Linked DNA regions of Homo sapiens: region 1 is linked to region 2. The links are chromatin contacts, found by Hi-C or POLR2A ChIA-PET in ENCODE. All regions are on one chromosome and are shown on one strand. Each heading gives the region's core, a stretch centred on a gene start or an enhancer-like site at or near the end of the contact. The rest is flanking DNA. Distances are from core to core; before and after follow the strand shown. Region 1 holds the start of PDE6B (phosphodiesterase 6B). Region 2 holds the start of TMEM271 (transmembrane protein 271).

Evidence for each region. A loop is a pair of places that touch in the nucleus more often than their neighbours do. ChIA-PET counts read pairs that join two places held with the same protein, here RNA polymerase II (POLR2A). Pooled maps may share reads with other maps.
Region 1: POLR2A ChIA-PET joins it to region 2 with 13 read pairs in WTC11. The contact joins the promoter of PDE6B here to the promoter of TMEM271 in region 2. A Hi-C loop is called at or near these places in 2 of 50 pooled maps. POLR2A ChIA-PET finds 5 or more read pairs at or near these places in 2 of 52 experiments (HEK293 and WTC11).

What each region holds. Positions count from the first base shown.
Region 1 is chr4:622,284-628,827 of GRCh38, forward strand. PDE6B (phosphodiesterase 6B) reads left to right here and starts at 3,290. Exons shown (of 22, transcript NM_000283.4): 1 at 3,290-3,811. The coding sequence starts at 3,344. RefSeq lists enhancers at 986-1,976, 2,966-3,955, 3,956-4,944.
Region 2 is chr4:571,176-577,942 of GRCh38, forward strand. TMEM271 (transmembrane protein 271) reads right to left here and starts at 5,120. Exons shown (of 1, transcript NM_001362796.2): 1 at 2,705-5,120. The coding sequence starts at 4,887. The coding sequence ends at 3,730. LOC105374338 (a long non-coding RNA gene) reads left to right here and starts at 5,993. Exons shown (of 3, transcript NR_148199.1): 1 at 5,993-6,767. RefSeq lists enhancers at 3,313-3,402, 3,775-4,468.

The sequences.
Region 1 (6,544 bases), core at 2,040-4,539, 49 kb after region 2:
GTTTAGTACAAGAAACTAGGATTCTCTTCATGTAAAAGCTATTTGATGACAAACACCTTGTTCTAAGTGACTGCCAGGAAGTGCTTGCTAATTTTAAATTCTACATTATGATGAGGCAAAGTTAGTAGGAGCCAAGGGACAGAGCACTCCCATATCTCCTCAGACACTCGCCAGGTGCATCTGTGGAGAAGCCGCCCAGTGAGTCCTTGCATCTCACAGGTGCTTCTCACAGGTGCGTCTCACAGGTGCACCTCACAGGTGCATCTCACATGTGCATCTCACAGGTGCATCTCACAGGTGCGTCTCACAGCTATGTCTCACAGGTGTGCCTCATAGGTGCGTCTCACGTGTGTCTCACGTGTGTCTCACAGGTGCGTCTCAGGTGCGTCTCACGTGTGTCTCACAGGTGCATCTCACAGGTGCATGTCACAGGTGTGTCTCACAGGTGCATGTCACAGGTGCGTCTCACATGTGTGTCTCACAGGTGCATCTCACGTGTTTCTCACAGGTGCGTCTCAGGTGCATGTCACAGGTGTGTCTCACAGGTGCATGTCACAGGTGCGTCTCACATGTGTGTCTCACAGGTGCGTCTCACGTGTGTCTCACAGGTGCGTCTCACAGGTGTGTCTCAGGTGCATGTCACAGGTGAGCCTCACAGGTGCGTCTCACAGGTGCGTCTCACAGGTGTGTCTCACAGGTGTGTCTCACAGGTGCATCTCACAGGTGCATGTCACAGGTGCATCTCACAGGTAAGCCTTACAGGTGCGTCTCACAGCTGTGTCTCACAGGTGTGTCTCACAGGTGTGCCTCACAGGTGTGTCTTTTTGACTGTGTCAAGTCCAACCCAATCAGGGTCCCCCAGCATCATCAGTAGGTATGTAGGGAAGTGAGATGGGGAAAAGATAGAACCAATAGTGTGCCATGGAGCAGTTACCTCTGGGCCCCTGCAGGTAAGGGAGCTGCGGTGTTCACACACAACTCCCATGGTCATGGCTCAGGGTTCCCCAGAGGCTGTGGACTCCTTGCCGCCCTGAACCTACTCACCTACAATCACGACGGGCTCCTGGGGCAGGACAAAGCCACAGGTGAGGAACGCGGTGCTGCGGGTGGAAGCTGCTGTCACAGTCGTGTTAGGGTGAGTGGACTATGGCCGCAGACTGTGGGCTCCTCCCAGCCAACCCTCACTCCCGCTAGCGCCCCAAATCTTCAGTCCAGCACCCCTTCCCCGTCCCACCCACTCTCCACACTGAGCCCTCCCAGCCAACCCTCACTCCCGCTAGCACCACAAATCCTCAGCCCAGCACCCCTTCCCTGTCCCACCTGCTCTCCACACTGAGCCCAGCCACTCCACGCTCCCTTGGGCAGGTGGCAAGGCAGAGCCTGAGGTCAGCTGCCACCCCCAGCCCCACCCCAGGGCCCTCATGCCCCCAGCAAGGCCTCTCCAGCTCTGCGGTCCCACTCAAGATGCGCTTAGCTCATTTCACACGCAGGTGAGTGTCTCAGTTCTGCGGGCACGGAGGCCCCTGTGGGAGGGAGGTTGGCAGGCCCCTCGCTGACGGAGGGGAGCAAGGGGCAAAGTGGGGGTGTCCAGAAGGGGGTTGTGAGGAACTGGGGGACGGGAAAGAGCCCGGAGAGGAAAAAGGAGGTGGGGAGGGGCTGCGTGTGCATAGACCTCAGGGTGGGGCAACCGAGGACCTGAAGGCTGGTTTCCGGCCGCCATCCTCACATCCAGGCGCAATGTGAGCTCATCCCTGGGAGTTGGGAAATGCAACCGGCAGGCTCTGGAGGCTGTTCTGGGACTGAATGCAAAGCAGGCGACCCTCCCCCCGGCCCCAAACCCAAGCACTGCAGCGGCCCCACAACCCCTCCCCCCACCCACATCCCCACTCCCCCGTCCCCAGTGAGAATTCACTATTTTTAGGAAAAAGGGGAAGCCTCTCAGCAGATCCTTGAAAGGAAGTGACTTTGTGACTAAGTGGAGGCAGGAACATCATGGCACAAGGGCACACGTCGCACACCCAGCTGGGCCCACTGTGGACGGCGCAGATGCTGCCTCAGAGCAGCCTCCGAGACAGGCAGCTGCAGCGGTGCAGCCCAGGGCCCTCGCAGAAGCTTCCCCGGGGCCTGGCCTCGTGCTGAGAGAACTCTGCGCTCCTGAGGGCACCTGGCTGTCATGCACACGTGCTCACACGAACACACACACCTACACGTGCGCACACTCACACTCCGTGCACACACGTATGTGCACACTCATGCACGCGTGCACACACGTCTACCAGCTGAGTGCAGTAAAAGAACCACATGAAAACCTTGCATCCTGGTTAAAAGTATGGTGACAACATGGACAGATAAACTGGAAAAGATGGGAAGAAACCTTAAGCCCAGGATCTGGCAGCACAAAGGTGCCTGGAAAGCGACAATCAGCGTTTTTATATTCAGGGAAATCAGGAACACTGCCACCCGCCCGCCAGGCCGGCGCCCATGCCAGACCCAGCCAAGGTGCTTCTGGCCACATCACCCCTGCTGGCCTGCAGGGAGCTGGCCCAGGAGCCGAGAGGCCTATGGGAGCAGGCAAGGCTTGCTGAGGTGACAGCGGAGAGGAGAGGTCGGGCTTTGTTGCCAGGCAGCCCCCCAACATTCAGGTCCTTTTTCCACTGAAAGCCATGTGGCCTCAGAGCGGCGTCACCCCGAAGCTTGTCCCAGCCGGGGCCTGACAGCAGGTAAAGGCTGACTAGCAACTCTGCATCCCTCAGAGTGTGGGGGAAGGTGGATGTGGTCCCACCTCCACATCCAGGGTCCCCTTGCTGGCCTCTGGGCATTTGGGTCCTGGTGTGATTACCCAGCCCCCTCTCCCTGCACAGGGGTGAACTGCATCTCCTGGAGGCAGGGCCAGTGCCCCACCACCTCCCCAGCACACCCGAGCCCAGGTCTGGGCTCCCAGGAGGGCCTGGGGCCACCTGTGGGACCAACCCAAACCCTCAGGCAGCTCCACCAGCAGAAAGCGTCATGCTGTGTGTGGGATAACCTCCTCAGGGGATTAGTTCTCAGGGCCTGGTCCGCTAGAAGCCAAATGCCTGTGCCCAGCCACCCGTGACGCCTGCAACAGGCAGGAGATCCCCCAACAGTTACTCCCAGCCTTCATTCCACAGGGTCTGGTTTTCCTGGAAGGTGGGAAGTCCCAGGGTCTGAGGAGAGGGAGCGCAGGCCCCCATTTGTAGGAGTGAGTCAGCTGACCCGCCCCCGGGGTTCCTAATCTCACTAAGAAAGACTTTGCTGATGACAGGGTTTCCTGGGAGTCCATGCGTGCCTGGAGCAGCAGCGTCTCCAGGGACAGGCAGCCACCATGAGCCTCAGTGAGGAGCAGGCCCGGAGCTTTCTGGACCAGAACCCCGATTTTGCCCGCCAGTACTTTGGGAAGAAACTGAGCCCTGAGAATGTGGCCGCGGCCTGCGAGGACGGGTGCCCGCCGGACTGCGACAGCCTCCGGGACCTCTGCCAGGTGGAGGAGAGCACGGCGCTGCTGGAGCTGGTGCAGGATATGCAGGAGAGCATCAACATGGAGCGCGTGGTCTTCAAGGTCCTGCGGCGCCTCTGCACCCTCCTGCAGGCCGACCGCTGCAGCCTCTTCATGTACCGCCAGCGCAACGGCGTGGCCGAGCTGGCCACCAGGCTTTTCAGCGTGCAGCCGGACAGCGTCCTGGAGGACTGCCTGGTGCCCCCCGACTCCGAGATCGTCTTCCCACTGGACATCGGGGTCGTGGGCCACGTGGCTCAGACCAAAAAGATGGTGAACGTCGAGGACGTGGCCGAGGTGGGTCTGTGCGGAGCCTCAGGGAGGCGGCTGTGTGCATCTCTTGCACCTGTCCCAGGTGTCTAAGGGTCAGCTCGGATCCTCAGGCCTCCAGGGAGGCCTCTTGTCAGGGCACAGGCTAGTTCTGTGCTGAGGAGCAAGTACCTAGAGCCCCCTCCCGGCACTGTGCCCTGGCCGCCTGCCTCTCCGACTCGGCTTCTGGCTCAAGCTGACATCGCATGGCCACTGAGTTGGTTAGACCTGAGTCTAGGAGCCTCGGCTGAAGCAGACTCAGGCTCAAACCGGGGTGCCCCTGATTCTGCATCCACATCCCATGGTGGGGACCATGTAGTCCCTGTGAGGACCCCTGGCTTCCAGGAAGACTGACCAGATGGGGGCTTCAGGGCTCTCTGGGCTGGGAGGGAGGCCCTGCCTTGGGATTTGGGAAGAAGAGGTCACAGTCGAAGGTGGTGCAGACGCCCACAGGGAGGGAGAGCCAGGGGAACCCCAAACTTCCACTGTGGCAGAAGCAGCTTTATCCCATGGGAGCCCACGCCAGCCGCCAGGGGAGAACAAACCTGGTAGCCACTGAGCACAGGGGTCCAGGGTGGGACTGGGGAGGGACAAGAGACAGAATCGAGACAGGCTCACTGGAGTCACTGAAGGAGGGAAGGGCAGGGCCTGTTCATGCAAAGCCTGGGCTAGGGCAGACGCTTCCCGAGGACAGAGGCGGTCCTGGCGGGACTGGAGAACAAGAGGGGTGTGAGGTGCCTGCCAGACTGGGTGAGGGCAGCGGCCAGCAGAGACCTGGAAAGGCCCTGAGGAGCTGCCCGGCAAGGGGGCTCTGAGGAAGAAGGGGAGGGGGGAAGCCCCTTCTCCCTGTCCTGCACCCGTCCCAGCTTCCTCTCCCCTTTTCTGTCCCCACAGCTAAGGAGGCTGCAAGAGGCCCAGGCAGCCTCCGCTCTTGCTGGATGAGCCTTGGGAATTACCCACCAGGCTGCCAGCCCAGGGGCAGGTGTGGTCCCTCCTTCCCAGGCAGCTGGGGAGTGGCAATCCTGGTTTGTTTTCGTTTGTGGGTTTTTTTTTTTTTTGAGACAGAGTCTTGCTCTGTCACCAGGCTGGAGTACAGTGGCATGATGTCAGCTCACTGCAACCTCCGTCTCCCACGTTCAAGCGATTCTCCTGCCTTGGCCTCCTGAGTAGCTAGGACTAGAGGTGCCCGCCACCACACCCGGCTAATTTTTGTATTTTTAATAGAGACAGAGTTTCGTCATGTTGGTCAGGCTGTTCTCGAACTCCTGACCTCAGGTGATCAACCTGCCTCAGATTTCCAAAGTGCTGGGATAACAGGCGTGAGCCACCGCACCAGGCCGGAAGTGGCAATCCTCTTATCCCAATGGCAGTAAGCAAGCAGCAAGGCAGTGACCTAGATTCAGTAATCCCCGGGTTACCTTCATCTCCACCTCCCTCCTAAGAAGTGGGGCACCCACAAATCAATCGTGCATCAGGAGCATGAGTTACCAGGAAGCCAGGAAACTTCACAGCAGTGGGGCCTGGGGTGGACACCAGCTGCTCCTCCCTCCCCCCGTTCCCTCCTCCCTCCTCCCCTCACTCTCCTGCCACCCTCCTCCCTCCTTTTCTGCCATCCTCCCCGTCTCCCTTCCTTCCTCCTGCACACAATCCCCAAGACAACTTCTCATCCCCACCCTGTCCCAAATCTGGGCTGTGTCTTTCTTGCCCCCAGGAGTTTGTCCCCCGCTGCCACCACCCCTTCACCCCTTTGTCCCCACCCGGCTGATGGTGTCTCTTCCCTGCTCTGCGGGTCCCCCTCAAACTGCTGGGCTGTCCTAGGTCCGTCCCTCGGCCTGGCCTGTTCCCCAGGGCTGTTCTAGGTCCTGCCACCCCCACCCCCAGTGCCATGGCCGCACCTGCCCCAGGACTGACCTCCGAGGCCTCTCCCCTGCCCAGTGTAGCTGGTGCCATTCCAAGGGGCTGGGCATGGTGTCTGTCCCTCCATTCTGTGGAGTCTTAGTTATCTCAGACTAAGGGAACAGAAACTTGAGTCTGAATTGCCACCAAAAAAAGCAAATCTTCATGAAGTGCAAATCCTCATGAAGTGCAAAGCCTCATGAAGTGCATCTCAGCACCCTAAGCACTGCCAAGTGGCTTCTGGGTTCATGTCTCAGTTTACAGAAGGGGGGACTGAGGCAGAGCACACCTCAGTCTGGCCCACTGCACCCTCTTTGGAGGGCGTGAGCCGCACCGGCCAGTTCAGGAGAGCAGCTCGTGGCTGTGGTGGAAGAGTCCCTCAGACGGGGCGTGGGTGGCCAGCACGCAACACCCGGGCCACCCGGAGTCTCACCCTCCTGCCCGGGCCACCCGGAGTCTCGCCCTCCTGAGCCTTGTCTCCCTGTTTACATTGGGGAACTAATGTCTGCCTCTCAAGGGTGCTGCAGCGGCTAAACCAGCCTGCTCCTGAGCACAGCGGGCCCTGAGTCTGCAGGGCAGGCAGGCCCCGGGTAACCCGCTCCTCCCTGAGCTGCAAGCGTCCATCCTCCTGGAGCTGAGGGTGCCAGCCCAGGGTGAAGGCTGCAGTAGCCTGGCCTGTGGGCCCTCCTGTCCCCAGGGGTCTGTCCCAGGAGCCACCATGGAGGGAGGGGCTGCCCAGGGCTCACACTCTCGGGCCTACAGGGAGCCCAGGCGGTGCCAGGCCACGTGGGACCAGCTTCTGGGAGGTGCAGGGCTTCAGCTGAT
Region 2 (6,767 bases), core at 3,870-6,369:
AGGCCGAGGCGGGCAGATCACCTGAGGTCGGGAGTTCGAGACCAGCCTGACCAATATGGAGAAACCCCATCTCTAGTAAAAATACAAAGTTAGCTGGGCATCGTGGCACATGCCTGTAATCCCAGCTATTCGGAAGGCTGAGGCAGGAGAATCGCTTGAACCCAGGAGGCAGAGGTTGCGGTGAGCCAAGATTGCGCCATTGCACTCCAGCCTGGGCAACAAGAGTGAGACTCCATCTCAACAACAACAACAAAGAAAAAAAAAGAGAAAGAAGGAAAGAAAGAAAGAAAGAAAGAAAGAAAGGGAGAGAAAGACCCAAGAACTGGCATTATTTTGCAAGTAGCACAACAAAGAACCCACTCTCAACCACCAACTTCAGGTTTTAAAAAGGTAGAATGAGCATGAATAAAATTGCTGCCGTGAGTTGGGTAACCTCATTATTCAGCTAGAGCAGTAACTAGCAAGTCAGTGGTAACTAGGAAGGAAGATTGATGTCTTCGTGATGCTCCACTCATTTCCCTGAGAATTGATCTTTGGGGCAATTTGAGTTTAGAGGTATGTGGGATTCTATTTCCTCTGGTAAACTTAAAAAAAACAAACAAACAAACAAAAAAAAAACCACCTTGATATTCCACATTAGTACATGAACACCTATGACAGTGGAGGTAAGAATACTCCCGGAGTTAGGGACACTCAATCTTAAAACTACTCATCTAACTTTCTGGTCACACGGAAGAGGCCAGTTTGCCCCAGCTAGGTCTCTGTGCACCCCTAGATTATCCTGCCACCCCGGCCAGGGAGGTGTACACAGGGACAGGAGGGTGTGCACGCAGGGACAGGACAGGTGTGCTTGCAGGCGACAGGACGAGTGTGCCCGCAGGAATAGGAGGGTGTGCACACAGGGACAGGAAGGGGGTGCAAGCAGGGACACGAGGGGTGTGCAAGTGGGGACAGGACGGGTGTGCAAACGGGCGACAGGATGGGTGCGCACGCAGGTACAGGAGGATGTGCCCATAGGGACAGGAGGATGTGCGAGCAGGGACGGGAGAGTGTGCCCGAAGGTACAGGAGGGTGTGCGTGCAGGGACAAGAGGATGTGTGCTCAGGGACACGAGGGTGTGCACGCAGGGAAGGAGGGTGTGTATGCAGAGGGATAGGACGGTGTGTATGCGGGGACAGGAGGGTGTGCGTGCAGGGACAGGAGGGTGTGCACACACACAGGGACAGGACGGTGTGCCCGCGGGGACAGGACGGTGTGCATGCAGGGATAGGAGGGTGTGTCCACAGTGATAGGACGGTGTGAAGCCTACTCCTGGCCATGGGCCTCTGCCCCTATCTTCTGCCTTCTGTTCTGTCCCAAGAAAAGCCTGACACTCTAAAGAGGTCGCCGATTTTGATCACAAGTTTGAAAGACTCATAAGGCATCTAACATTTTAAGCTGTACAAACAAAATTAAAACTAAACACTTCGGAAAACAAAAAGCACACAAGAAATTTGGCTTTTTGCATCTGCACTGCCCATGCATTTGCTCCAGCCAGGGCAGTGCCAGGCAGCCTTCTGCAGGGAGCCACCAAGTGCCCACCCCCGGGCAGGTCCACCTGGCTGCCCCTGTTGCGTAGTTCTGGGAGGCTGGCCTTGCAGCCACCTGAGAGGCCTCTGCTCGGAAAGCAGGAGGCACCTGACAATGCCACGCTGATTGGATGTGAGCAGACAGAAGGAAGTATCTTAAAAGTCACACTGCTCTGCCAGCGATCACATTTTTGCTTAGGTTGATGACTGCTGGGCTGGTTGTCCTGGGGCAGGAAAGGACTGGGCTGTAAATGGACAGTGGGACCAGTCAGGTCATGCCCTCTGTCTGGCTGGACCCCCTTTCTCACTCCACCATTCAGGGAGGCCTATTATGAGCCACTATCTGAAGAAGCCTGTGGATGAAAACCTAGTAAATTGGCTGTGATTCTTTGTCCTCCAGCAGCATCCACATAGCAAGGAGAGGACACTGGCCCATGGCATCTTTGACCAGATCCCCAAGCTTCGCAGTAACTGAGCAGGCATCAGCAGGGGAAGGTTTGCCAGCTCTGGAGATCAGCCCCCTGAATGGTGACAGGTTTCACTTCCCATCATGGAAATGGGGCTGGAGCCTCCTGCCTCTTGTGGCCTCTGCAGTAGCAGGGAAGCCCAGCCAGAAGCCAGCAGGGATGGGGGCCTTGGTCACCAGGGGTATAGGGAGCTCCAGCTTTGGGCAACTAGGAGCTGAGGAGAGGCCTCACTCCAGAGCCTGCACCTGAAAACTATGCTCCATCCTTAAATTTGGCTACTTTTTCACAGCTATAAGTAGACTTCCATACACAATACAGATATTACACGTGGTTTCTGTAGCTTCTCTCTCCTAACTGCTCTGTGCTGGCACTCACCCCGCAGAGCACTGGCTGCCTCCCCAGTCCCACGGCAGGAGGTACTCATCTTTCCCACCAGGCTGTGGCTCTGCTCCCAGCTGCTCAGGGTCAGCAGCTACCAGCCTGATGCCACAATTCCAGCATGTGGGAGTCCGATCACCTTTTCCCAAGACTTGGAGCCGGACTGGCTCCCAGCCAGCCCAGCAGACAGATGGAAACACACTCCACGAGCATATGGAACTCATTTCATATCATGTGTGAAAACACACACACACATAGCCTCATCATTTAAAAGTATGACCTTCACATCAATTAAGGCGATTACGGGGTATATTTGAAATGAAATGCTATCATACTCAAAATTACCAGATTAATGAAATAATCAACAGGAAAATTATCTATGCCAGAAAAACTATGACTGATTTTCCGAAATAGGATTAAATTGTTCATATGTATTAATCAAAAATAAGATCTGCTTTGCAGTCGAAACCACACAACCAGTTTCCAAAAAAAAAAAAAGAAAAGAAAAAAGAAATGTATGGGATGTGGCATCAGGGTCTCTACACACACAGAAAGTTAGCTTTAGAAAGAGGCTGGATTCAGTCAACTAGCTAGCAGAATACAACTGTTCAAACTCAACATTTGTCCGACCAAATGAAACCATTTCCCCCCACACTGACTTGTGCGTAGACATCCTCTAATTCCAATTTGATGAATATTCTCCAATAACATAGCAATTAATTTAATAAAGGAACTCACCAATTTTAAATTGCAATAAATTTACCAAACATTTTCACTATTTATGGAGAGCTTTACAGTAAGAAAGTATCAACAAAAGCAGGCACATCCGTGTACAAAGTGTTGCTGTTGGGTGTTCTCACTTCTTCTTTCTGAATTACCAGCTGCTCTGCGTCTCTGTCTGCTCTTCCTCCGTGGGAAGTCGCCGTCCTGGGGCGCTCGCTCTGTCCCCCTCGCCTCGGACCACCAGGCAGAGCAGCCCCAGGGTTTGGACTTGCCAAGAAAAGTGCAGTCGGGCTAGCCAAGCCCAAACATTTATTGTAAACTTGAAAATGGAATCCAGATATGAACGACACAAATAAGAAGAGAAACCTCCCAGATACAGAAATGGTCACATCAGGGGCCCCCTCCTGTGGTCACGGAGCCCGCAGAGGGGGCCAGGCCGGAGGCTGCAAAGCCACGTGGAAGAGGCGGCGCCCCTGAGGCCTGGCCCTGGACCCCGCCCCGCTGCCCGTCCTCCCTTGCCGCGGGGGTCCTGAGCGGGGCGGGGTGGGTGGAACGCAAGCGCGGTCCGCGGGATGGGGGTCCGGCCCGCGGGATCAGCAGGCCCGATGGGTCTCCCAGGGCCGCGGCGTCTCGCAGGGCGGCCGGCAGCAGTAGGGGTAGGAGGCGTTGAGGTCGGGGTCCGAGGGCGCGTACCCCGGCAGCTCCACCGACGGGTGCCCCCCGCAGCGCACCTCCGCGCCCGCCTCGTCCAGCGCGTGGAGGACGCCTACGTTGATGTAGGAGACCGCGTGGTGCGCCGCGAAGCCCGCGCAGTCCCCGGGGGCGGCCAGGTCCGACTCCTCCGGGGACAGGATGGAGGCCTCGCTCGGCCGCTGCTGCAGCCGCCGCCCCCGCCGGCCCCGCCGGCCCCGGCGCGCCCGAGAGGCGGGCGGCTGCGCGCGGAGCCCGGAGCCGCCGCGGGGCCGCGCCAGGGCCCGGCCTCCCCTCCGCCTGCCGCGCCGACCGCGCCGGGCCTGCGACGACTTGTAGTTCTTGACGAGCAGGAGGCTGAGCAGGCCCAGCAGGCACTCAAGCGAGTTGAAGACGGTGGAGAGCACCAGGCCGCGCTGGTAGTCCTTCAGCTGGCGGCACTTGGCGGACGTGGCGCTGTCCAGGGTGCTGCGAGCGCGCGGGGCGCCGGGGGCCGAGCCCGGCGCCGAGCCGGGGGCCGAGCCCGGGGCCGAGCCGGGGGTTGAGCCCGGGGCCGAGCCGGGGCTCGAACCTGGCGCCCGCGGGGGCAGGCAGTAGTGCGAGTACTTGCGCTCCACCAGGGACACGGTGTCGCCGTCGATCACGGCGCCCGCGAATGCGCTGAGGACCCCGAGCATGAAGACCAGGACGCCGAGCAGAAGCAGGTTCTGGCTGCTCACCGGCCCCGGGGCCCCGGCCGCGGCCCCCGACTCGCCCGGCGTGGCCTCGGGAGCGCCTGCCGGCGCCGCGGGGACCCCCAAACCCGGGCCCGGTTCCGACCCCGCGAGGGGCGCGTCCCGGGGTCCGCAGCAGAGCAGGGCGGCGCCGAGCAGTGAGAGGCCGGCGGCCAGCAGCAGCCCGGAGTAGAAGGCGCCGGCGGCGGCCCCCAGGCGGAACGGCTCCCCGCGCAGCTCCGAGCCCAACGAGAAGCACTTGAGGCCGACGGCGGCGGCGCTGAGCGCGCAGGCGAGCAGGAGGCAGGAGGAGAGCGCGGCGCAGGCCCCGCGGACGCTCCACTTCATCCTCCGCGCCCGAGCCGGCCCGCACCCCGCGCGCCCGCCGCCGCCCGCCGCCGCCCCCGCCGCCTGCGCCTCCTCCCGGCGCCGCGCGGCCGGACCGCCGGCCTCCTCCTCATCCTCCCGCGTCCTCCCGGGCCCGCGCCGCCGCCGCCGGAGCCCGCATCCTCCGCCTCCCGCCGCCGCCGCCGCCGCCGCCGCCGCCGCGACCCCGCGCCGGGAACCGATGCGGCGCAGAGACCGCAGGGCGCGCGCCCCCTCCCCAGCCCGCGGGGCCCCTCCCAGGAGGCTCGTTCCCCCCCAACCCCCCACCCCGCCCGCGGCCCCGCGCGCCTCGCCCTGGCGCCGCCCTTCCCCGCCCCCGGCAGCCCCCGCCACCCCCGGGACGCCCCTCCGCTTCCTCCTCCCGGAGCGGGGGCCCCTGGCCGCGTCTCTCCGCCTTCCCTCCCTATCCGCGCCCCTATCCGGCGCGGGCCGCTGCGGAAACGCAGCTCTCCACCCCCAGCTGGCTCTCCCGGACCCCCTGGGCCCCACCCTCAGCGCTCCCCACCGCTCGGCGCCCCTGCGTCTGCGCTCCCCTCTCTCCCCTCTCTATCCACTGGGTCTGGGCCGCACTTCCCGCCCACCCGCCTGCCAGCGGCCGGGAAGCCTGTGGAAGTTATGGGGATGCAGGGAGAGGGGGAGAGGGGAGCTTGTGTGCTAGGGGTGAGTGGGTATGGGGGAGAGCCTGGGTAAGGAGAAGGGGAAAGGGGGAGCCTGGGAAAGGAGGGAGGAAAGGAGGAGAGCCCGGGTGCTGGGGTGGGGGGGAAAGGAGCCCGGGGAGGGAGGGGGAGGGGCCGGGAGCTGGGGGGGGTGGGAAGGAGCCCGGGGAGGGAGGGGGAGGGGCCGGGAGCTGGGGGGGGGTGGGAAGGAGCCCGGGGAGGGAGGGGGAGGGGCCGGGAGCTGGGGGTAAGGGAGGAGTGAGCCTGGGTGCTGTGGGGGGAGGGGGTTGTTCAAGGGATGGGGACGATCAGGGTCTCTGGGAAGTGCTGACGTGTGCGCGTGTGCGGTGTGTTGCTTGTGGGTGCGTGTGTGGTGTGTGCATGTGTGTGCGCGCGCGTGTGTGCGGGGTGTGCCGTGAGCGTGTGCCCGCGGTTCGGGGGATGAGTAGGGGCGCTGACTTTTAGGACCAGCCATTTGAGTCAAGCTGGAGACGACGTCTTAGAACCTAGGATGAGTCTCGTTTGGTTTTAGTCTGCAAAGCTCGTCTGCATCAGACAGGAATTTTCCCCAGACGCGGGTGCACGTGAATTAATTCATCAGAAGGCGGTTCACGGCCTGAGTGAGGGGGACGAGGGCGGCGAATTCCTCCGCCTCATTCCTACCCTGACGATTCGAGGTGGGTGAGAGGAAGGCGTGGGGCGGCTGGGTGCGTGGGGTGGGGGAAGGTCACCTCTTCGGCCTCTCTGGGCCCTCCAGCCTCTTCCTGAGAGGAGCTCGCCTCGGCCCCTTGGTTGGGGGGATGGGAGCGTCTCCGGAAGGCCCTCGGCCGAGCAGCTGGGCCTGCACCCCTGGTCCCTTCCAGTTCGTTTCTGCTGCGGCGGCAAGAGGCTGGGGAGCCGATGACTCACCCTGCCGGCTAATTGCAGCGTTAAATAACTTTGCGCCGGATTCGGTGGCTGCAGCAGGGAACGCGCTCCGGGCGCCGGGGGAGGTGGAGGGACGCCCTGAGAACGCACCTCCGTCCCTGTCACCAGCCTTAGCAAGTTCTGGCCTGTGGAGCCGTCATCCAGAGCGCACAGCTTCATGCCCTTGAAGGGCGCAGTGTGTCCCGTGGTGCCCGGTGGGCCCGGACAGAGACCCCAGAGGCTCTGTCTGAAGGAAGCTGCACCCACAGACTCCATCCA